Regions from separate parts of the Homo sapiens genome. Here regions 1, 3, 4, 5, 6 and 7 are each linked to region 2. The links are chromatin contacts, found by Hi-C or POLR2A ChIA-PET in ENCODE. All regions are on one chromosome and are shown on one strand. Each heading gives the region's core, a stretch centred on a gene start or an enhancer-like site at or near the end of the contact. The rest is flanking DNA. Distances are from core to core; before and after follow the strand shown.

Region 1 (2,737 bases), core at 47-2,546, 710 kb before region 2:
AAAAGTGGCAGGTTAGATCAGTTCAGTTCAGTTGTATTTTTCTTCCCCCGTTGTTGTTCTCTAGAGGGTTGAGAGAATTTGGGGGCAGGAGGCAGTGATGACCAGGAGAGAGGGCTGGGCAAGGTGGCTCACACCTGTAATCCCAGAACTTTGGAAGGCCGAGGCGGGTGGATCACCTGAGGCCAGGAGTTCGAGATTAGCCTGGCCAACATGGCAAAACCCCGTCTCTACTAAAAATACAAAAAATAGCCGGGTGTGATGGTGCGTGCCTGTAGTCCCAGCTACTCCGGACGCTGAGGCAGGAGAATCACTTGAACCTGAGAGGTGAAGGTTGTAGTGAACCGACATTGCACCACTGCAATCTAGTTGCCTGGGTGACAAAGCGAGACCCCATCTCAAAATAAATAAAACAAACAAACAAACAAACAAAAAACGCCAACCAACCTGGAACTTGCTCATCCTTGAAGGAAAGATGAACTTCATGCCTCTATGACTTTGCTGGAATCTCCATTCTTACCTCTCTAGTGAACTATTTATAGTCTCAAGATTAGCTGGAGTTTCACCTGTAGTTTCTCTGTAACTTACTCAATCTCTTTTACCGCTAAGAACGAATTGCTGTTCCTTGTGTTTCCATAGCACATTTAAACCTTTCTATTATAGCACTTAAATTGTACTATAATTATTTGACTTTTTTTGCCTACCGCAGTTTCTGTCACAAGGTAAATATTTAATGGTCGAATTCTACAAAAGACTACATTGCTTCTTTGAGGGAGTTTGGTCAGTAAATTATCCACACACACATAATCAATAACTAAATTGATTCTGCCTAGAATGGACAAAACGGGGGAGGCTGGACATTTAAGACGATTTTTGAGAACTGTATCTTAGAGAGGGGATGATGGTAAGAATGTGATCTTAATAGGACAGACTGAGTTCCTCCTAGGTCGGTTTTTTTCATCTTTACGTAAAATGGACATTTACCTGCTCAACTATAGTTATCCACGTATGCAACAAATACCGAGTGTACGTTCTTTTGGTACAGGAGTTACTGCCCTAAGTGAAAGTGCTCTGTAAATGGAAATTACTTTAGAATGATCACTATTAGTATTATATTGAAATCCAGGGTATTCTATCTGACAGACTTGAAGGGTTTAAGGAGGACCGAGGCTCCCAGTGACTCCGGATTGGTGTCCTGACACAGGTAACGCGGAAGGAGGAGAGGGCGAGCGAGCGAGTGCGAGTGCGCGCGCGCCGGCGGGAGTGCGTGCGGCAGGCGGTAGGCCCCGCAGGGCTGCTGAGGGGCACGCGGGAAGCCAGGAAGCAGGGACGGCCGGAACGCAGGACGAGGTGACGACAACGCCGGACGTAGTGACGTAGCGCGCAGCCGCAGCGGGGGGCGGACTCTGGGCTTTTCTTCCCCTTCTGATTTTCCCCTCCCCCCTTTTCTCCCTTTCCGGGTTTGGTTCCCCCCTTTTCTTCCCCTCTCCCCCCTCCTTCCCAAGCCCCTTTCCCCTCCCCCGTCCCAGTCCCCCCTGCTTCCCAGCCCTCGGCCCCGGGGAAGCCCCGGCCGAGAAAAGCCCGCCCCCAGAAGCGCGCCGCCGCCGGCCGTCGGGGCCGAGCCGCAGCCGAGCGGCCGTGGGCCCGGGCGGCGGGCGGAGACGTGGGCGCCCTCCCCGCCAAGGCCCGTGCGAGGTGAGGCCACCTCCCGGCCGAGGGGGCGGGCGGCCCGGACGGCCTGTGGGGAGGGGGCGTGGCGGCCGCACGGGCGGGCGCGAGGAGGCCCCGCGGCCTGGGTTCCTCGCGCCCGGCAGCCGGTCCCGGGGACGATGGGTCAGGGTCGGATGGCCGCGGGAAGGACTGCTCCAAGTGTGCGCTGCTGGAGAGAAGCTGGGGGCGCGGGGCGGAGGGCGGCGGTGCGGGGGCAGGGGGGTGGCGCCACCTGTGGCCTTTGCGGGGTGACCTAAAAACTATTGCGCCCTTCCAGTGCTTCGGGGTGGCTAGCTCCGTGTGTTTCTTGGGTGGCGGTTTTCCTTCGAGCGTGGAGCATGGAAAAATAGGACGGAGAGGTGTAGAAGTGTTTAAAATCATGCTGGTGTCCAGGTTTCTTACAGGGACGGGGATTTGAGTTGGCACATACAGGGAGATGTTTCTATAGCTTAAAACTTGGGCCTACACTAAGCTCATAACTACTCGAGCCCCTGAAAACGCTTCGATTCGTTTTCCCGTAGAGCTAACATTTTTCAACATTTGTGGCCATTAAGTCTCGGAACTACCAGGAATACTGACTTAGAGTGAATTGTCATTGGATAATGATGAGAAATGACCGAATAACAATCCCAGAACTGCGTTAAAACGGAAGAAAGAAAAGTGGAAAAGTTTGAATTCAGATCCCAGTTGGATGAATATCCTTGTACATAATGTTGTTCAAATAGATAACTAAGATTGAGAAGCCTGAGTCCTGTCTGATATGCGTAAGCCACGTGGAGACTCAAGGAAGGAGGAAAGTGACAGGTTTCACTTCAGGAATATCACAAATTCCTAGCATTTTCTTGTATTTTTAGATAGATTTGCAGTTGAATTATTTGTGGCTCTTCTTCCTAATGCTTTTTTTTGTTGTTGTTCCACCAATATTCCCCCCCCACCCCCGCCCCCCTTTTTGTTGCTGGGGTATCAAGACAAAAGGTTGTATTTTGTTTTTTGAGACAGGGTCTCAGTCTGTCACCCAGAATGGAGTGTA
Region 2 (2,700 bases), core at 105-2,604:
GCAGTGAGCCGAGATCGTGCCTTTGCACCCCAGCCTGGGCAATAAAAGTGAGACTGTCCCAAAAACAAAACAAACAGGCTGGGCATGGTGGCTCACGCCTGTAATCCCAGTAGTTTGGGAGGCCGAGGCAGGCGGATTACCTGAGGTCAGGAGTTCAAGACCAGCCTGGCCAACATGGTGAAACCCGTCTCTACTAAAAATAAAAAATTAGCCGGGGGTGGTGGCACACACCTGTAATCCCAGCTACTCGGGAGGCTGAGGCGGGACAACTGCTTGAGCCCTGGAGGCGGAGATTGCAGTGAGCCGAGATCGTGCCACTGCACTCTAGCCTGGCCGACAGAGCGACTCAAAAAAAAAAAAAAAAAAATCCAAGAAGTGCCCAAAATAGCAAGCAAAGGAATTGTATATGTGCCTATGTTCTTTTTTTCTGGGAAGGAGAATCTGCAGCTTTATAATTTCAACATCGGCTAAATTGTCGTGAACCTAAAACAATCAAAAGGGCCGGAATCTATTTAAAGAGTTTATTCAAGGGCAGTGTGAGGATGGACCAACCAGAAAACCTCCAAAGAATGGAGTCAGCCTTCAGAAGTAGAGAAGTTACGATTTCATTTATTTAGGGAGACAGAGGAGTTTTTAGCTGGATTACGTTATCCATACAAGGTTGGAACATAATTACAGAATTTGGTTACAAGAAGTGTTTTTTTTGGGGGGGGGGCGGGGGTACAGCTAACATTGTTTTACGAAGAGTTTAACACGCATGAGTTGCTGTCATCTGGTGACATCGTTTGAGTCTCTCTAGTCATTGAACAGAACAAGAAAAATCGAATTAAATTTATAATCTGAACTGAAGTTATATGTGACCCATCACATCTCTCAAGTTTTAAAATGGGTTTTTTTGTTGTTGTTGATGGGGGGGGAGAGGGTCCAGCAGCTTTTAAATGTTTTCACATCGTGTGTTCCAAAAATAACTGGTTAGCCTAAGTCACTTCCACCCTCCAATGTTGTGAATGCAGTCTCTAGCATTCGCTATTTAATGTCTTCTTCCTGCACTATTTGAGAAATCGCGAGGTCGACTTAATACCGCAGTCGCCACTTCGCGGACCGGAGGGCGGAGTCTGCTTAGTTCTGAGGACTGCGTGGGTCCGCGCAGAGAGCTCCTGCTAGGCCTGCGCGTCCCGTTCTAAATTCTTACCCTTTAGTCCTTGTCACCACCCCCGCCGTGGGAACGGCCTGACAGTCACTCGTCAAAGGAAGTGGCTGCCGGCAGCTCTTGACCCGGAATCGGATCCTAGTCCCACCCCCTCCGCTCCAGGCTTCCTTCTGCAACAGGCGTGGGTCACGCTCTCGCTCGGTCTTTCTGCCGCCATCTTGGTTCCGCGTTCCCTGCACAGTAAGTACTTTCTGTGCCGCTACTGTCTATCCGCAGCCATCCGCCTTTCTTTCGGGCTAAGCCGCCCCGGGGACTGAGAGTTAAGGAGAGTTGGAGGCTTTACTGGGCCACAGGGTTCCTACTCGCCCCTGGGCCTCCGGACAAAATGGGGTCTGCGGTTGGTGTCCTGGCAAAAGCAGGGTAGAAGGGCTGCGGGGCGGGCCCAGAATCCGAGCCTGCAGAGATGGGAGCAGTTGCAGTGTTGAGGGCGGAAGAGGAGTGCGTCTTGTTTTGGGAACTGCTTCACAGGATCCAGAAAAGGGTAAGGGGTCACAGCCTTAGAACCTGTAACACCGTTCTCCCTGTGACAAGCAAGTGTTGGACTTAAAACACCGTCTTTCCCCTCCTGGTACCCCAAAGTCGGCAAACGTAGTCCAGGAGGCCCCAGCCCAGCCAGTGTGAGTATTAGGAGTGGAGGGGGTTCACAGTAGCGTCTGAAGTCTCCCATGATCGAGAGCCAGCCCGGGATCCTCTCCCTCGGGTTGAGAATGCAGTGGGAATTGCTGGCCTTGATAGAGGCGTGAGGGTCACATCATATTTACCTCTTATTCCCAGGTGCTTTGGGGAAGGTTGTCACCAAACACCCTCACGATTTTTTTCTAACAGCCCTCCTCGGAGTTTTTAAGAATACTTATCTCCGGGTTGGGCAAGTGAATGTATCCCAATCAATTTAGGCCTCCTTTTTATTCCCTTCCTTCAGAAATGCCCGGCGAAGCCACAGAAACCGTCCCTGCTACAGAGCAGGAGTTGCCGCAGCCCCAGGCTGAGACAGGTAGGTTTCCCTACCCTCCTTGCCATTAATTAAAATTAACCCTAAAGCCATTTGGTGGGCAAAATGACCAAGGGGAAATACACTTTTTAGGAGGATGGGGTTGCAGCTTTACCAAGGAGGATAGACCGTAAAATTACTATCCTGGAGATACTTCTTTAGGGATTTGGAGTAAAAATAATATTTTTAAGATTCGTGGACGTTAAAAGTACCCTAGCTTGCTTTCTATGTTATGCCTGTCGCCTCAAAAGAAGCTCTCCTGTGGAACCCCCACCTCACATAGGAAAACTCAGCAGGGAATGGGCTCAGTGATTCTTACCTATTGGAACTAGATGACACAGGCCAAGGAGCCCGGAGCATTTGTGAAACTCCAGCCAGCAAGTTGCATCAAGGTTTTAGTTAGCAGAGCTTGGCATTGTGCCTTTATCACATGTCTGGATGAGATGTGTGCTGGTGGTAAATGTGTCCTACTGGGCCCCAGAGTCGTCCTAGGTCGGATAAC
Region 3 (2,700 bases), core at 201-2,700, 680 kb after region 2:
ATAGGCTAAGGAATAGAAAATAGAGTTATACTGGTATTATATACCTACCTTGCTTTTTTGTTACATGAATGAAGAGCACCTTACATGTTTACGTCAATTAAAACTAAACCTATTTAAATGCCTGTCGGGCACATAAAAGCACCCCCAAAGCACCTGTTCAGCCCAATACCTGAGCACATATGTATAACCCTCAGTTTTACAAGTGAATTAACATCCCACGTGAGTTCATCTTGACACCGCAAGGACCAGACTGACATTCTAAATGCAATAAACCAATAATCCAGTTCCTTCTACACCTACACCCGCCCTAATGCCTACCCTGAACCTTGCTCTTTCTATAAAAGGAAAAAAACAAAGCGACGTTCTTATTGCTCCAAACATCATCCTTGCACACCAAACTAGACGGCCTCCATTCTCGAAACGTTGAAGACATTCTTCCTCACCTGTATATTTTCACAAATATTCAAATAATCAATAGCACAAGAATTGTCAAATTTACCAAGTTTCTAGTTTTTGCAATCTCATAACCGAAACAGGCAAACCTTTACCTCAGAGTAAAGGCTGTGCACTCTATCACAAAGTCACCCTCTGCCCAGAAAAGAATCAAAACGGCAAACAAGAGAATTCTCTTCTACCAGTAACAACCTTAAATACGTGGAAATTGCCTGAGAGGCTCCAAAGAACAGAGCCTCCAAAAGGGCGAAGTTGGGCGAAGGCTTTAAGATACTGGGATCCTCACACAGTTCGCGCCGGTGACCCACTTACCATCGAAGACGCTCGCTTCAGAAATGTCCCTGACTGCTGCGGCCTCCACTATGTTTCGAATGACGAATTTCTTAATGGCCTTGTCCTTGGGCACGCATCGGGCACAGTTAGTGCAGCGAATAGGCTGCACGTGGCCGCGGCCCTTTTTGGCACGACCATTGTTCCTTCTTTTCTTTGTCTGCGACAGGATGGGAAAACTGTTAGGAAAACGGCGCAACTCACCCAGCCTCAGTCCCTTTCCGGCCACAAGCCGCACCGGCAGCCTCCAGGAAGGCGCCGCTCGGATCTCCTGTTTCTCCGCAAATCCCGCCGACCCCCAGAGCAAATGAAATGTACACTCGGTCCACCCCTCAGCCGTGCTCCAGGCTCTCACTTCCCCACAATCCCAGAGTCTGCACCCGAACCCCCACCCTCACCACGCAAGAAGACTCACCATCTTGGAGGCACGGACCGGAGAGAGGAGACGGTGCCTGGCAGGGCCCTCCTATATAGCATGAGATCCCTACGCGGACACCGGGAGAATCCTTAGGAGACGGGCTTCAAGAACGGCAACTCACTTTACTCAAATATTCCTTTACATTCAGCATTTCTGCTGAAATCTAGGGTGGAAATGCGTTCCTAGTGTTTATTTATCCATGGAACAAAGTGCACATGGGACTATTTAGCCGGATGGCGGAAGAAAATCGAGGTTATGTGTCTCCCAGCAAGCCTTGCGCCGCGCCGACTCGGAAGCAATTCTGGACGATGCAGTTTTCCGGTATACGCGACGCTAGGCGTGAAAGTTGCCAGACGCTGGACCACAAGGCGCACTCGTTATTAGAGGCCAGAGAGGGACAGATGCTTGGTGGGAATTGTAGTGCGAAGCCAAGAGGCTCCCCCCTCCCCCCCTTCCCCCCTGCCCCAAGTGCTTAGACCGAAGGCGGCGCTGCGCCACCGGGGGACGCCCTGGGCTCATTTCTCTGACAGTCCTTCTACTAGGTAGGTGTAGGATTACGAAGAGGAAGGCCTGAGAGGAAACAAGCATTTTGTGAATCCCTCCTTCCAATATGGAGAAAATCCCACAATGAAGTGCATTGAGGCTGGGGCTATTTCTCATTCATCTTTTTATCTCTGGCACAGTGCCTGGCCCTGTGGTAAGCGTCTTTATAAATATTAACTCATTTAACTTTGAGCAAGCCTATAGGTAGCTACTATTATTATCCTCACTTTAAAGATTGAAGAATTTAGCCCGGCCTGGTGGTGGGCGCCTGTAATCCCAGGTACTCAGGAGGCTAAGACAGGAGAATCTTGAACCTGGGAGGCGGAGTTTCCAGTGAGCCGAGATCGCGCCACTGCACTCTAGCCTGGGTAAAAAGATCGAAACTCTGTCTCAAAAATAAATAAATCAATTAAAAAAAAAGATTGAAGAACTGACGTGCAGTAGGTATTCTGGCTCCGCTGTACTATGCTGTATGTCACCTAACAAATGGATGGAGGAATAGCCTGGACTAATGACTTAAACGTTTTTCACCCAGATTCATAGCACGAATACATTTTACATTGGTACCCAGTACACACACAAACACGATTACATGCACATGCAAAACTGAAACACAAGCTTTATGAAACGATACTTACCCTTGTCATAGGTGTGCTGGTATGTTCTATTCTTTATTTTTACTTAATCTTTCTGTTCTCTATTTTAATAAATGCTGATCAAAAACCACGAAAATTATTTCACCACTCATTAGTGAATCTGACCCCTAATTGAAAGATTATGTGTAAGCTCCATTTACCTCTGAAGAGCCATCGGAAAGACTTAAGCCTTAGGCTGGGTGCAGTGGCTCACGCCTGTAATCCCAACACTTTGGGAGGCCAAGGCAGGCGGATCACCTGAGGTCAGGAGTTCAAGACCAGCCTAGTCAACATAGTGACACCCCACCTCTACTAAAAATA
Region 4 (2,986 bases), core at 280-2,779, 570 kb after region 2:
ATCTTCACTTTCCAGAGACTCACCACCACTTTGGAGAGATCGACTGGAGGCTCCTGGGTTTTCTGAGGGGCCTGGGGGACAGCTGGCTCAGCTTTGGTCTTGGCTGGAGGAGCCCCTGCTGCTGCTGGCTTAGCAGCAGGTTTGGAGATGGAGGGCCCTGCTGGTTTCTTCACGGGAACATCCTTCTTGGGAGGCATGATGTCCGGTGGCCAAAGGACAGTGTGCGGATGGGGGCACCCATCTCTGTTTAAATAGCCAGGGAGTCTGGGATGTCAAGGGGCGGGGGCAGGGGCAGGGAGCCAGTTGGCTGTGGCAAAGATGAGGTAGAGGAGAGATATAACCGCCTGCCCTCACTCCCCTGGCCTCCTATGGTTCAGGACTCCTGCCCCAAGGTCTTCTTCCCTCTGTCCCCTTATCCCCAAAGGCTGACCAGAAAAGAACAATGTTTCCTTTAGGGGTAGGGGAGGAAGCCAGAGACTGCCCAGAATGAGGTAGTTAACCTCCAGGGTGAGGATAGGATGCTTGCCAGTGGCACTGAGATGGGGGTGGTGAGGCAAAGCAGGTGATCCAGCAGCTTTAGTCTTCTTGAAGGGTGGGGTGAGGGGTAGCAGCCAGGGAGGCTTGTGTGAACTGGAACAAGTTAAAGTGTGGTCTGGGAGCAATGACAAAAACAAGAAGCCCATCTGCCCAGCCCCTCCACTCCCTTCTGACCATGGCTTTGTAAAGAGCAGGGGTAGTTAACCTTAGAGTCTAATGATCCCTAATACTTGTAGTTCCTGAGCCCCCACCCAGCCAAGAACTGGAACTATTCACAGTATAAAGGAAGAATAGTCATAAAAACAGGAGTATGACATCCCTCATTGTCTCCTGTGCCCAGTGTTGTTTTAGGGGCAGGAGTGGGGGCAAAGATCAGGTTTAACATCTGCTACCCATTCTTCCATGGAAGAAACCTTCCACAAGCCCACGGTCATTCAAGACAAACAAAAGGTAGGGTGCTTGCTGAACCTGTGGGGACCCTTTGGTGGCACCTGAGGAGAAGGGCAGGCTCTGGGAGACGGCTTAAATTCCCTAATCCAAGAGGATGTGGGCGCTCCTATGGCTCCATGAGTATTCACCCCACAACCAGGGGTATAATAAAAATCCTGACTCAGGGGCCAGGTCACAAACCTTGCCAGGGGCGCTGGGAGAGAGTCCAAGTTGGGGGGCGTTTGGGAGTGGGGAGGGATTGCAGGCTACTTTTGTTCTGGGGTAAATTAGGAAAGGATTTAGGTAGCATTCTGAGGAAGATAGCAGTGATTCCACTTAGGCCCCGGGGTTGATGCTGGGTCTCCCATTCGCAAAACAGCGTCTGAATCTCATGACTGCAAATTGTCCCATTTTTACAAAATACATCACACACACACGACACACACACACACACACACACTCACGCACCCCCACTAAATCTTAAAGAAAATGGCCCTCCTCAGCCCCCAAAAACTCACCCTGCGGGGTCCGTGTCTGGGGCTGGGGAGGGGGCGGGGCATAGCGCGGCCCCCAGCCCTGAAGGGTTAATTCCGGTGGCCGCGGAGCATGCCGGGAGTCGTAGTTCCCCGCGGGCTCACGGGATGCGCCGCGCTCTAGATTGCAGTTGACGCGAGGGCGGTGGCTTCCGGCCCATGGCGGTGGTTGGTGACTCAGTGTCCTTCCAGCGCGCTTTATGTCCCGGAACTGAAAGGCAATGAACAATTTCCAATCCACCCCAACCCTAAAAACCCTGCGGGGCCCCTAGGGTATCCCTCCTACTTAACCCTGGCGGGCTCCTAGTCTCGGGAGGTGGAGGGGGCGGGGCGGCTGTTTTCCTGGACCTACTGCTGAAAGAACTCAGAACCTGGGGAAAGATTGAGGCTGCAGCAGGCAGCGTGGAGGTCAGATAGCTGGAAGCACTTAACGGCCCCGGGGAGAACCGCTGCACTCTCTTTTGCTTCCTCTCGCGGTTTGGTAGAAAAAAAAGAGGCCTCAGAGTAGTTTGTTTTTAATGAGCTGGTTGCTGAAGTAAATGTTAAAATTTGCAATTAAGCCCAGTCACCTGCCCCAGCCTTCTCTGATCGAGGTTTCCATCCTGCGGCAGCATATGCGCCATCCTCCTCGATCTTCACAGGTCTCTGAGCGGAGGGCTGGGCTTTCCAGCCCTACTTTCTGAAACTCTTATGGTCAGCATTGGAGTTCACTGGTTCCCCTAGGCGTTGATCAGAGGATGGGAACCAGCCCGGCCGGGCCCACCTTCACTCACTGGATCAGTAAATACCCTGGCGGTGCACCTGGTGTTGGAAGCTGGTGCTGCACAGGCGTGTGAGGATTAGATCAGAGCAGAAAACTCGGGCGATGGCAGGGTGGTGAGGCACAGGTGAACTTTATGGGCAGTAAGTGAGGTTCACTGGTTGGGGAAAGTTTATTGGAAAGGTAGAAATGAATTGTACGACAGAAATAACGATAATAGTAAGTTAGCAACCATTTCTGGAGGCCGCCATAGATCTCGTACCGGTGAAGGGGCTAAATTATCTCAGAGGGTGCTCAAGTGGATGGGGTTCAGACAGCCTACTCAGATTTAAATCCTGGTTCTACCAGGTCCTAGTTAGTGACCCTCAGCAGGTTTAGTTATCTCTCCTGGGCCTCAGTTCCTCATCTGTAAAATAATGATAATGGTACCTACCTCATAGGGCTCTTCGGAGGATTCGAAGTGTTATTATTGGTAAAATAGGGCCGGGCTTGGTGGCTCACACCTCCCAGCACTTTGGGAGGCGAGGCAGGTGGGTCACCTGAGGTCAGGAGTTCGAGACCAGCCTGGCCAACATGGTGAAACCCTGTCACTACTAAAAATACAAAAAAAAAAAAAAAAAAAAAAAAAAAAAAAAATAGCTGGGCCTGGTGGCGGGCGCCTGTAATCTCAGTTACTTGGGAGGCTGAGGTCGGAGAATCACTTGAACCCGGCAGGTTGCAGTGAGCC
Region 5 (2,700 bases), core at 179-2,678, 730 kb before region 2:
ACCCCAGCTCTCCAGACCCCTAAAACCCTCAGTCCCCAGGCTCTACGGGGTCCCCTTTCCGTAATCCTGTCCCGAAAGCTAGCTGCCCAGTGCTGATTGTTTCGGGGTCATGGGACCTGAAAGAGGATTCAGAGCGGGGAGCAAGGGCAGGCAGGGTGGTCTGAGCCAGAGGAGGGGCCTCGATCCCCAGCTCCCGTTTGGGCGGGGTGCCAACGGGGATACACAGGCTGGCAGTGGCCAGTGGTCCCGCCCAGCCCCGGTAGGGGTCTCCCTGCGGCTGGCTCCCGCTGCCCCGGTGGTCCTGAGGTCAGAGGGTCAAGACAAGGTCTCCCCGGCTCCTCCTGAGCTCCTTGCCCACAGCCCTTGGGACTCAGGAGTCCAAATTGCATGGGGTCATTCTAGGGCCTTCACTAGACCTTGGACAGCCCCCCCCCGCCCCAGCCCCCTTCCAAGTCCAGAAGACACTCCTTTCCCCTAAAGCACAAGCATCCACTGGCACATCTGTCACAAGACAGGTCAAAGGTTCAAGCCTGGCTGGCCCCTAGTGGCTCTGTTGCCTCCCACACACCCGTCCCCACCCCACCTGGAGCTCCCTCCTTTGCAGTCCCCACCTTTCAGAAACACTGACATCTTCCTACCCCACGCGCAGACACACACCTGGGGTTACCTCTCTACAACGCAGACCTCCAGCTAGCCATCCCTCCAGCCTCTTAAACTTAACCGCATGAAAGTAAGATATTTCTAATATATGGGAGAGGCGGAGACAAAGACCCACGGTTCCCTGAGACAGAGATACACAGACTGACAGAAGAAAAAAAGGGAAGAAAAAGAAGATACAGAGAAAGACACAAGTGAAAAATCTGGAGTTTCTAATGTCTCACCCCAGGCTCTCCCACCCCTATTTTGCCTCTATGTCCCGGGTCTGGGATGAGTCCCTAAGAAGCTGAGCATCCCCTCAGGCCCCCTCCCCCACTGCTCCCAGGTGGTCCCCCGCCTGCCCCCCCTTCTCACCTCTGTCTGGGCGCTGGGCTCGGGATGCGCGGTCCAGGGCTGGAGTCTGGGCTGGGGGGTGTGCGGTGGGGAGGGGGGGCGGAGAGGGCCACGGCAGCGCAGCCTCGATGCCACCCCCACCCCCCCAACCTGGCCCCCAGCCCTCCCGCCGGCCCAGCCCGCCGGGCCGCAAGCCCGGACCACCCGCGAGAAGCGCAAACTTTTTTTTTCCCTTTTGCAAAAACTTTTTCTCTCTCCAGCCGCTGGCGCGCCGCCGCTCTTCCCGCTCGCCCCTCACCTCCCTTCTATTTCCCTCCCTCTTGCCGTTCTGGAGGATGAGGCGGGGTAGCTGGAAGCAAGAGAAGGGGTGCCGGGCTTATTGCACCCCCAGGACCCCCAGGATCCTCCCCCTCCCTTGAGGGACCCTATACTGCTTACGCCCCCCCCCCCGCCCCGGCTGAACACGCTGCTGTTGGTGAGTACTAAATCCCGGCTTGGATTTCTGGATCGGCTGGCCCCAAAGAGGCCCCGACAACCAGATTGAGGAAAATATTGCGGGGCAGGGGGAGAAGTTCAACCGAGAACGATAATAGTGGAGGTAGGGTAGTCGCCTTTGGTTGGTGCTAACTGAGCATTCTGCCATCCTGTGGTTTATCTGCAGGCCTCACCCTTTGGATGGAACTTGCAGCGGCCGGGACAGAGTTGCGGTTTGGGGCAAATCAAGTTGGGTTGGGGGCTCTGGAAGAAGGTGAGGAGTCTATGGAGCATAAAAGCAAGGAGCAGCGGCTGAGGCTCTGGGTGCAGGGTGTGGTTCACGAGGTCACCAAGGAGCCCTGGGACTGAAGCCCCTTTCCCTAGAACCCCGGCTCTACGTCTCGAAGTTCTGGAGGGTGCCGCCCCTCCGCACCACGTCACTGCAGGCTCTAGCTGCTCTTCCAGGCTTTCTGCTCCCTCTGCTGGCCGTTCTCACACATGACACCCGCTCGGAGTCGAAGCAGAAGAGCTGGGGAACTGAAGGAGGAGCCCAGTTGAAGGAGGAGCCCCTCACTAAAGCCCACTTAAAAGCCCAGGAGGTGGATATGTGAGCTCTGAGAAACGGAGAGGCAGAGGTTGCTATGCCCAGCGGTACTGCCTGACAGGGAAGTGCCCTGCCTCTTTAGATTTGCATTGCCATCGTGACCGGATATAAGGGAGGGGCAGCATTTCAGTCTCTGATTTTTATGAGAAAGAGGAGGAAGCATGACAAGGAAAAAGGGCACCCTCTCCCCTTTTTTTCAACCCCACAGGCAGACCTCCCACATCCTAGCTCTGCTTCCAAGAACCACCCCCTTGGGTGTGGAAGGTCAGTGGGTTAACTGTTCAGTCTGAGGGTCAAGGGGGAAAAGAAAAGGTGAAGGTAGGGGGAGATCTGGGACTTTGACCCAGGCTAGTTATCCCCAGAGGGTCAGAGACCCAGCTCAGTCAGACCAGACTAATGGGCACTGAAAAAAAGGCACCCCACACATGCTCCTGTCCCAGCCTCGAGCCCCTTCTTCCAGAGGAGCTATTTATGTATTTATGTATTTATTTATTTTTATTTGGGACGGGGCCTCACTATTTGCCCAGGCTGGAGTGCAGAGGCTATTCACAAGTGTGATCATAGCCTCGAACTCCTGGGTTTAAGCGGTCTTCCGGCCTTAGCCTCCTAAGTAGCTGGGACCACCGGTGCCC
Region 6 (2,700 bases), core at 107-2,606, 910 kb after region 2:
ATGTAGGCCAGCCAGATGCCTCGGCTATTCATCACTCGGGTGTTGGGGTTTACTTCGCTGTGTGCCACCCCCACATTCATCCTAGCCGTAATGGGGGATCAGGCAGGAGTCCAGCTCAGTTTTTTCTCAACCCCTCTTGAGCTATCTCCCAGTTGTCTCTCAGATAGCCCCAATCCCCTGAACTCTATTGGGAATGAAGAACTTACCCATCACGCAGAAAATAAAAACTGAAGACTTGGGGAAAACTTTAAAAGACAAGAAGAGTCCTCACTACATTTCAGAGACATAGTCATTATTGCTCTGATCTTTACACGTCAACTGTAACATGAAGGTGTATGTGTAGGCTTGGGGCACTCACTTCAGGGAGCAAGGGAAATAGGAGTATCTGACTTTGCTGAAGAAGTTAATAACCATGAAGAGGTCACGTACACCCAGAATTCCAGGCGAAAGTCATGGAATCATCAAAGAACCACTAAGAAGGGATGACAGAGTAAAGCTCACTCTGGTCCCCACTTTGTTCTCTGGGGCTTGTCCACCCTCTCTCTCACCTCCGTGGCATGTAAACAGTCTGCATCCCCATTACTTCTCTCAAGCGTGGGGCACGACAACAACTTGCCCACGGCTTCTGGACTGGGTTAGGAAGGGACCTGAGCTCAATACCTCGAAAGGTGGAGCCTTGGCTCTGACTCCAGGGGCAGCAGTGATTATCTGAACTCGGATCTTTAAAATTGTGGTAGCTCTAAAGCTGATGATGTCTGGTTAGGAAGCGGCTCTTGCCCGCCCCAGCCCCACCGCCAGTTCCTTAAGCCCGCCCCATGCCCCTCCCAGCTTCCTCCTCATGTTCATCGGTTTTTTCAGGGCTCCCTTCAGCGCTCCCCTCTCAGTATTTAGGTCACCACTCCCTCGGCGCCCCTTTCGCCTCCCACCATTTTTCCTCAGCAACCCTTACAGTCTTTGCAGCTCCTACCTGCCAGCTCAGATCCCCGTCCGGCTATGGGCGCGGCGCCGGCTACCACACCTGAAGTCTCCAGGAAGTAACGCCTCTCCTTCTGCCCCTTTCCTATTGGAGGAACAGAATCAGCGCTGCCACCACCCATTGGTTGGTGGTCTGTAATGCAGAAGCACAGTTGGTTGCCATTTCTGTCGTTCGCAAGATACAGTGCCCGCCCCTCTCCCAGTTCCACCTTTTGAAAGAGGTGGGGCAAGCTGCCTAGAGAAGTGAGAGCGACGTCAGCTATTGACCAATGGGAAGAGCTGATGGTATGGCGTGGGAGCAAGAGTGACAACGATTGGTCAGCCTTGCATCTCTACGCCTAAGGCGGGAGCTCCTGGAGGCGGAGGCCGCGGGTGGGGGCCTAGTGGAGTGAGGGGTAACAAGATGGCGACCGAGACGGTGGAGCTCCATAAGCTAAAGGTACCGTGAATCGGGGAAGGGCTGAGTTGGACTTTTCTAGGAACTGAATTCTACAGGGTAGCTTGCGCCTTCTCCTACGTCTTCTCCGTGCAGCCTTTTCCACTTCGTTTCTCGGCTCCCGCCGTAGCTCTTTTGTGCCACCCTTCCACACTACGCCTTCCCTAATTTCCCATTTCTCCTCACGGCTTTACTGCTATATTTATTTGTTATTTCTGCTTCCTTCATCATTGTATCGTCCGTCACCCTTCCCCACTGGGTTGTGTAAGTGCCTTCTACCTGTTATACTCTTCGTTGCTTTTCAGGGCTGCATTACGTCAGTTGGTCCCTCCTTTTTGCCCCATGTCGGAGCCAGGATCCGTTTTTCTTCCCTGGGATGATGTTTCCAGTCTGTCGTCCGAAGCTGAGATTTCCCTGTTAGCAAATGGTGGCATTTTTGTGTATTTCTGTCTAAATAGGTACCAGACACTCAGAAAATACTTCCACTCCCCTTTTCTAGGTGGGATTACGCCCCAAGCCGAATTTTGAAACAGGGAGAGGCCTCTCAGAAGATCGGTCTCGCCTTAGAAGCCTGGGGTTGAGGAGGTCTTGAGAATAGTAGAAGTACAGACACCTCAGATTTAAAAGTTTTCGAGTTCTGTCACGCGGCTCTCGGCCCGCCAGCCTTCCTCACACACCATCTCCAACCACCAGAGAGAACTCACACCTGCAATATTTGGGAAAAACAATTCCAAGGTTAAGATTATCTCTGTTCCATTTCATATCTCGGGTGGGCCCTGCATCTCCTGGTGTTACCATTGGCTGACACTGAATCACAGAAGCTATTTTAAATTGTCTTATGAGACTCTTGGTAGTTTTTTCACACTTAGATATATAAAAAAGTTAAAAAAATATATTAAAAAGAAGAACATTTTAAAAAGTATTTTCTTTTAGGGTAAATTAAGATATCTTGAGTAATTGTCTGTTTGTGGTTTCACAAGTAGTTTTCCCATTAGATGTTTTGGACAAACCAGGCTGATATAGCTGAAACTGAAAAGTGATCCTTTAAAGCTCGAAAAGTTTTTTTTTGTTTTTGTTGCTGTTAAGAAAGCTTAAGGGTAGTAAGGGTAGGGAGAGGACCCTTCTTTAGTCACTTATTAGTTGACCCCAATTAGTCTTTCTGTGAAACTGATGTTTTTCTTACTCTTGGATTCTAAACTCTGTTAGTGGGTTTTTGTGTTATTCTGGAGTTATTGTTAACTTGATGATACTGAAATGCATAGACTATATCAGCGGTCTCTTGATCTTTA
Region 7 (2,786 bases), core at 138-2,637, 980 kb after region 2:
CCTAGGTCTTCGTCTCTCTCAAGTCCACCTGCGGTAGGGGTGGGCGAATAAGGGATGGAACACTAAGGTTTGAGTAGCCAATGAGTGTCCTTAGCCCCCAGCGCAATGGAGTTGAGCTCTCCGAGCTCGGTCAGTATCAAGAAGGCACAGCTTTTCCGACCCCTTGGGATACCCGGTCTGAGACAGGGGTCAGGATGGAAAGGGTGCCAGCTGGGCTGCCAGGAGGTGTACAGGGCTCTGGGACCCTATTCTTGGGAGAAAGCACACAGTTCTCTGCAACCCGTTGGGCACGTTGCGAACGGAGCACGGAGTGGGGAGTTACCGCCAGGGCCACTGGGAAGCAGAGAGCACTGCAGTCCAGCTGGGGCTGCGGGGGTCCTGCAGCCTCCCGATTCTGTTCTCCAGCCTCCCCACCACGGCTTTTCAGGACAGAGTCACTGCCCAGCCCCAGCTTCCCCGGACTCCAACAAGGATCTTTTTAGCATACTGGGGGTGGAAGGCACTATCTCGAAACCCGCCCCATTTCCCCCGCCCCAACCTCCGGGAACTAGGCGTGCATACAACTTTGCAGCCCATCTCCACCGCTCGGAAAACTTCTATGAAGTAGCCCCCGCTCCCTAATTCGTCAAGTTTTCGCAGAAAAAGCTTCCGGGCCGGGGCAGCAGGGAGCGCCCCGCTTGGAGCAGAAGGCGCCCTTCGCGGGGCCAGAGCCAGCACCCCACTGCTCGCGCCCCGCAGCCCACTTACTCTCCTGGGCCATGCTAATGACGGTCTCGGTGGTGGCGTGGTACTCGTCCTCCTCCAGGAAGTCCTCGGGCTGCAGCGCGTCGCCCTGGAAGTCGTGTAGGTCCAGGATCTGCTGCAGCGGCGGCGCCTTGGGCAGCAGCTGCTTCACCACCTCGCGGCTGATGTTGGGCGCCTCCTTGAGCCGCAGTTTGCTCAAGATCTGCGACTTGATGCTCTCTAGGCGCAGCTCGCGGCTGTGCTGCCGCCAAACGCACACGGGGCAGCCGTCCGGCTCGGGCGCCACGGACGGGGCTGGCCGGCTGGAGCGCTCCCCCCCGACCCCCGCCGCTGCCGCCGCCGCCGCCGCCGCCGCCGCCGCCGCGGGGCCCTCGGCCGCCTCCCCCCGGGGCCGCAGCTCCAGGGCGAGGAGCAGGAAGCCCAGCAGCAGCGGGGCCGCGAGCACCATGCTGGAGGGGAGGGGAGGGAGGACTGGGGGGCGGGGACGCCGGAGTCCCGCGGGGAGGGGGCGGAGGGAGGAGGGAGGGAGGAGGAGGGGGTCCGGGCGGCGCGGGATTGGGGGCTGCCCGGCCGAGGGGGGACCCGGGGGGCCGGGGGCGGCGGGCGCGCGGGCGGGGCGGGCGGGCGGCCGGGGCGGGCGGCTGGGGGGGCCCGAGCCCGGGCCAGGCCCTTTATAGCCCCGGCCCCCGTGTCGTCAGCGGCCGCGATTGGCTGCGGAGCCAACAAAAGAGGCAGCGCTGTCATCCGAGGCGAGAGAGGGAGCCGGAGAGAGCCGAGGAATAGAGAGAGGGAGGGAATGAGGGAGCAAGGGCCAGAGAGAGATGAAGAGACAGAGATATGAGGGGGCGGGGGGGCGGATATAGAGGGAAAGTCAGAGCCAGAGAGACCAAGGAGAATCAGAGAGATAAGGGGGAAGAGACAGAGATAGGAAAAGGAGGAGGAGAGAGGGAGAGACAAAGGAGGAAAAGAAGAGTCAGGGGGAAGACGCAGAGGTGAGAGACTTAGCTAGAGAGGGAAATTGTGTGTCTGTGGGAGACACAGAACCAAGAAGGAGGAAGACTGGGACAACTAGTGGGAGAGTTAGAGTGGAGACAAAAATGGGGAGAAGAGGGGTACCACTAGATAGGGGGAGACAGAGGTCTACAGAGCCAGACCAGAAGAGATCGGGGGTCATGGAGATGGGAACAGCGGCAGAGGAACAGAGGACAGAAGAGTGCCCTGGGAAAGGGGTGGGGGGGGGGGTGGGGGGGAGAGAAATCAGGATGGGGGAGGAGAGAGAGGGGCACAGACAGGGAGACAACAAGGGAGCCCCTGAGGAGGCAGGTGCAGGGGATTGGGGGTGGGGGAGAGGAAAGGCAGAAACTCCTGAGAGAAGGAGCCACAAGAGTCAGCCTTGGTGGGAGCACAGAGAGCCCAGGGGACAGAGGTGGAGAACTTGAGACCAGAGGAGCTCTAGCCACCAGAGGTAGCCCAAAGAAGATGCTCAAGGAAGCCATGGAAGGAAGCACCAGGCTAGGCTCATCAGAGGGATTAAGGGGACTAGGAGAGGAAGAGGTCAGGGACAACCTAAGAAGGTGGAGAGGTGATGGGAAGAACTGAAACAGAGGGAAGACATAGAGCTGGGAAGACTGTGAGCTTGAAACTGGGGCTTAACAGGGCTAATGTAGTCAGCCGGCTGGAAAAGGCAGGAGCTAGAGGCCACTGGGGGAAGGGTGAGAGGAGATGGCTGGAGGCTGTTATACTTGGGGAGAAATCTAGATCTCTGGATTTCTAGCTATATCTTTGGATCTGCAGGGTCTTAGAAGTCTGAGAAGGGGCTGGAGGTTGCAAGGGTGAGCATGGGAAAGAAGTCTGCGCTCAGATGCACGAGATGAAATACAGATGTGGGACCAGCCCTAGTCTTCAGGTGTGATCCTGGGCAGTCAGAGAGCAGAGTAAAACAGTACTAAGGTGAAAAAATGTTTTGAATGTGCTTAACTTCTGACTTCAGGTTTTCCAGGCTTATTTCTGGATCTGAAAGCCCTGGAGCAATAGTCAAATGG

The links. Hi-C counts contacts between places; a loop is a spot of excess contacts on that map. ChIA-PET counts read pairs that join two places held with the same protein, here RNA polymerase II (POLR2A). Pooled maps may share reads with other maps.
Region 1: a pooled map shows a loop between it and region 2 (10-fold over the local background). The contact joins the promoter of R3HDM2-DT here to the promoter of NACA in region 2. A Hi-C loop is called at or near these places in 9 of 50 pooled maps. POLR2A ChIA-PET finds 5 or more read pairs at or near these places in 2 of 52 experiments (AG04450 and naive thymus-derived CD8-positive, alpha-beta T cell).
Region 3: a map of CD8-positive, alpha-beta T cell shows a loop between it and region 2 (3-fold over the local background). The contact joins the promoter of RPS26 here to the promoter of NACA in region 2. A Hi-C loop is called at or near these places in 1 of 168 maps with a recorded cell type or tissue (CD8-positive, alpha-beta T cell), 1 of 37 single-sample maps with no recorded cell type and 10 of 50 pooled maps. POLR2A ChIA-PET finds 5 or more read pairs at or near these places in 1 of 52 experiments (activated CD8-positive, alpha-beta memory T cell).
Region 4: a loop to region 2 is called in a pooled map, with 7 times the contacts of the local background. The contact joins the promoter of MYL6B here to the promoter of NACA in region 2. A Hi-C loop is called at or near these places in 8 of 50 pooled maps. POLR2A ChIA-PET finds 5 or more read pairs at or near these places in 2 of 52 experiments (WTC11 and activated B cell).
Region 5: a pooled map shows a loop between it and region 2 (6-fold over the local background). The contact joins the promoter of GLI1 here to the promoter of NACA in region 2. A Hi-C loop is called at or near these places in 6 of 50 pooled maps. POLR2A ChIA-PET finds 5 or more read pairs at or near these places in 2 of 52 experiments (B cell and WTC11).
Region 6: a loop to region 2 is called in a map of CD4-positive, alpha-beta T cell, with 3 times the contacts of the local background. The contact joins the promoter of SARNP here to the promoter of NACA in region 2. A Hi-C loop is called at or near these places in 2 of 168 maps with a recorded cell type or tissue (CD4-positive, alpha-beta T cell and naive thymus-derived CD4-positive, alpha-beta T cell) and 9 of 50 pooled maps.
Region 7: a map of CD8-positive, alpha-beta T cell shows a loop between it and region 2 (7-fold over the local background). The contact joins the promoter of GDF11 here to the promoter of NACA in region 2. A Hi-C loop is called at or near these places in 1 of 168 maps with a recorded cell type or tissue (CD8-positive, alpha-beta T cell) and 5 of 50 pooled maps. POLR2A ChIA-PET finds 5 or more read pairs at or near these places in 3 of 52 experiments (activated B cell, activated CD4-positive, alpha-beta T cell and endothelial cell of umbilical vein).

The regions. Positions count from the first base shown.
Region 1 is chr12:57,429,675-57,432,411 of GRCh38, reverse strand. It overlaps R3HDM2-DT (R3HDM2 divergent transcript), which reads right to left and starts at 1,296. Exons shown (of 2, transcript NR_185976.1): 1 at 982-1,296. It overlaps R3HDM2 (R3H domain containing 2), which reads left to right and starts at 1,369. Exons shown (of 24, transcript NM_001394031.1): 1 at 1,369-1,692. RefSeq lists a silencer at 1,468-1,937 and an enhancer at 2,118-2,227.
Region 2 is chr12:56,723,953-56,726,652 of GRCh38, reverse strand. It overlaps NACA (nascent polypeptide associated complex subunit alpha), which reads left to right and starts at 1,354. Exons shown (of 9, transcript NM_001365896.1): 1 at 1,354-1,390; 2 at 2,130-2,201. The coding sequence starts at 2,132. RefSeq lists enhancers at 1,279-1,408, 1,499-1,548, 2,608-2,700.
Region 3 is chr12:56,040,668-56,043,367 of GRCh38, reverse strand. It overlaps RPS26 (ribosomal protein S26), which reads right to left and starts at 1,450. Exons shown (of 4, transcript NM_001029.5): 1 at 1,199-1,450; 2 at 766-943; 3 at 1-5. The coding sequence starts at 1,201. RefSeq lists enhancers at 762-1,021, 1,162-1,491, 940-1,729 and a silencer at 1,642-1,701.
Region 4 is chr12:56,151,130-56,154,115 of GRCh38, reverse strand. MYL6B (myosin light chain 6B) reads right to left here and starts at 1,529. Exons shown (of 8, transcript NM_002475.5): 1 at 1,485-1,529; 2 at 24-243. The coding sequence starts at 197. LOC124902942 reads right to left here and starts at 2,289. Exons shown (of 3, transcript XM_047429954.1): 1 at 2,069-2,289; 2 at 1,485-1,710; 3 at 219-307. The coding sequence starts at 2,122. The coding sequence ends at 273. All of the region lies in intron 2 of MYL6B-AS1 (MYL6B antisense RNA 1), which reads left to right. LOC124902943 (a long non-coding RNA gene) reads left to right here and starts at 243. Exons shown (of 2, transcript XR_007063328.1): 1 at 243-987. RefSeq lists an enhancer at 2,376-2,455.
Region 5 is chr12:57,458,513-57,461,212 of GRCh38, reverse strand. It overlaps GLI1 (GLI family zinc finger 1), which reads right to left and starts at 1,428. Exons shown (of 12, transcript NM_005269.3): 1 at 1,012-1,428. It overlaps LOC124902947 (a long non-coding RNA gene), which reads left to right. Exons shown (of 2, transcript XR_007063335.1): 2 at 1,652-2,700. RefSeq lists enhancers at 1,700-1,749, 1,760-1,839.
Region 6 is chr12:55,816,380-55,819,079 of GRCh38, reverse strand. It overlaps SARNP (SAP domain containing ribonucleoprotein), which reads left to right and starts at 1,356. Exons shown (of 11, transcript NM_033082.4): 1 at 1,356-1,414. The coding sequence starts at 1,379. ORMDL2 (ORMDL sphingolipid biosynthesis regulator 2) reads right to left here and starts at 1,039. Exons shown (of 4, transcript NM_014182.5): 1 at 968-1,039; 2 at 1-81. The coding sequence starts at 80.
Region 7 is chr12:55,741,723-55,744,508 of GRCh38, reverse strand. It overlaps GDF11 (growth differentiation factor 11), which reads right to left and starts at 1,387. Exons shown (of 3, transcript NM_005811.5): 1 at 748-1,387. The coding sequence starts at 1,192. RefSeq lists a silencer at 352-411.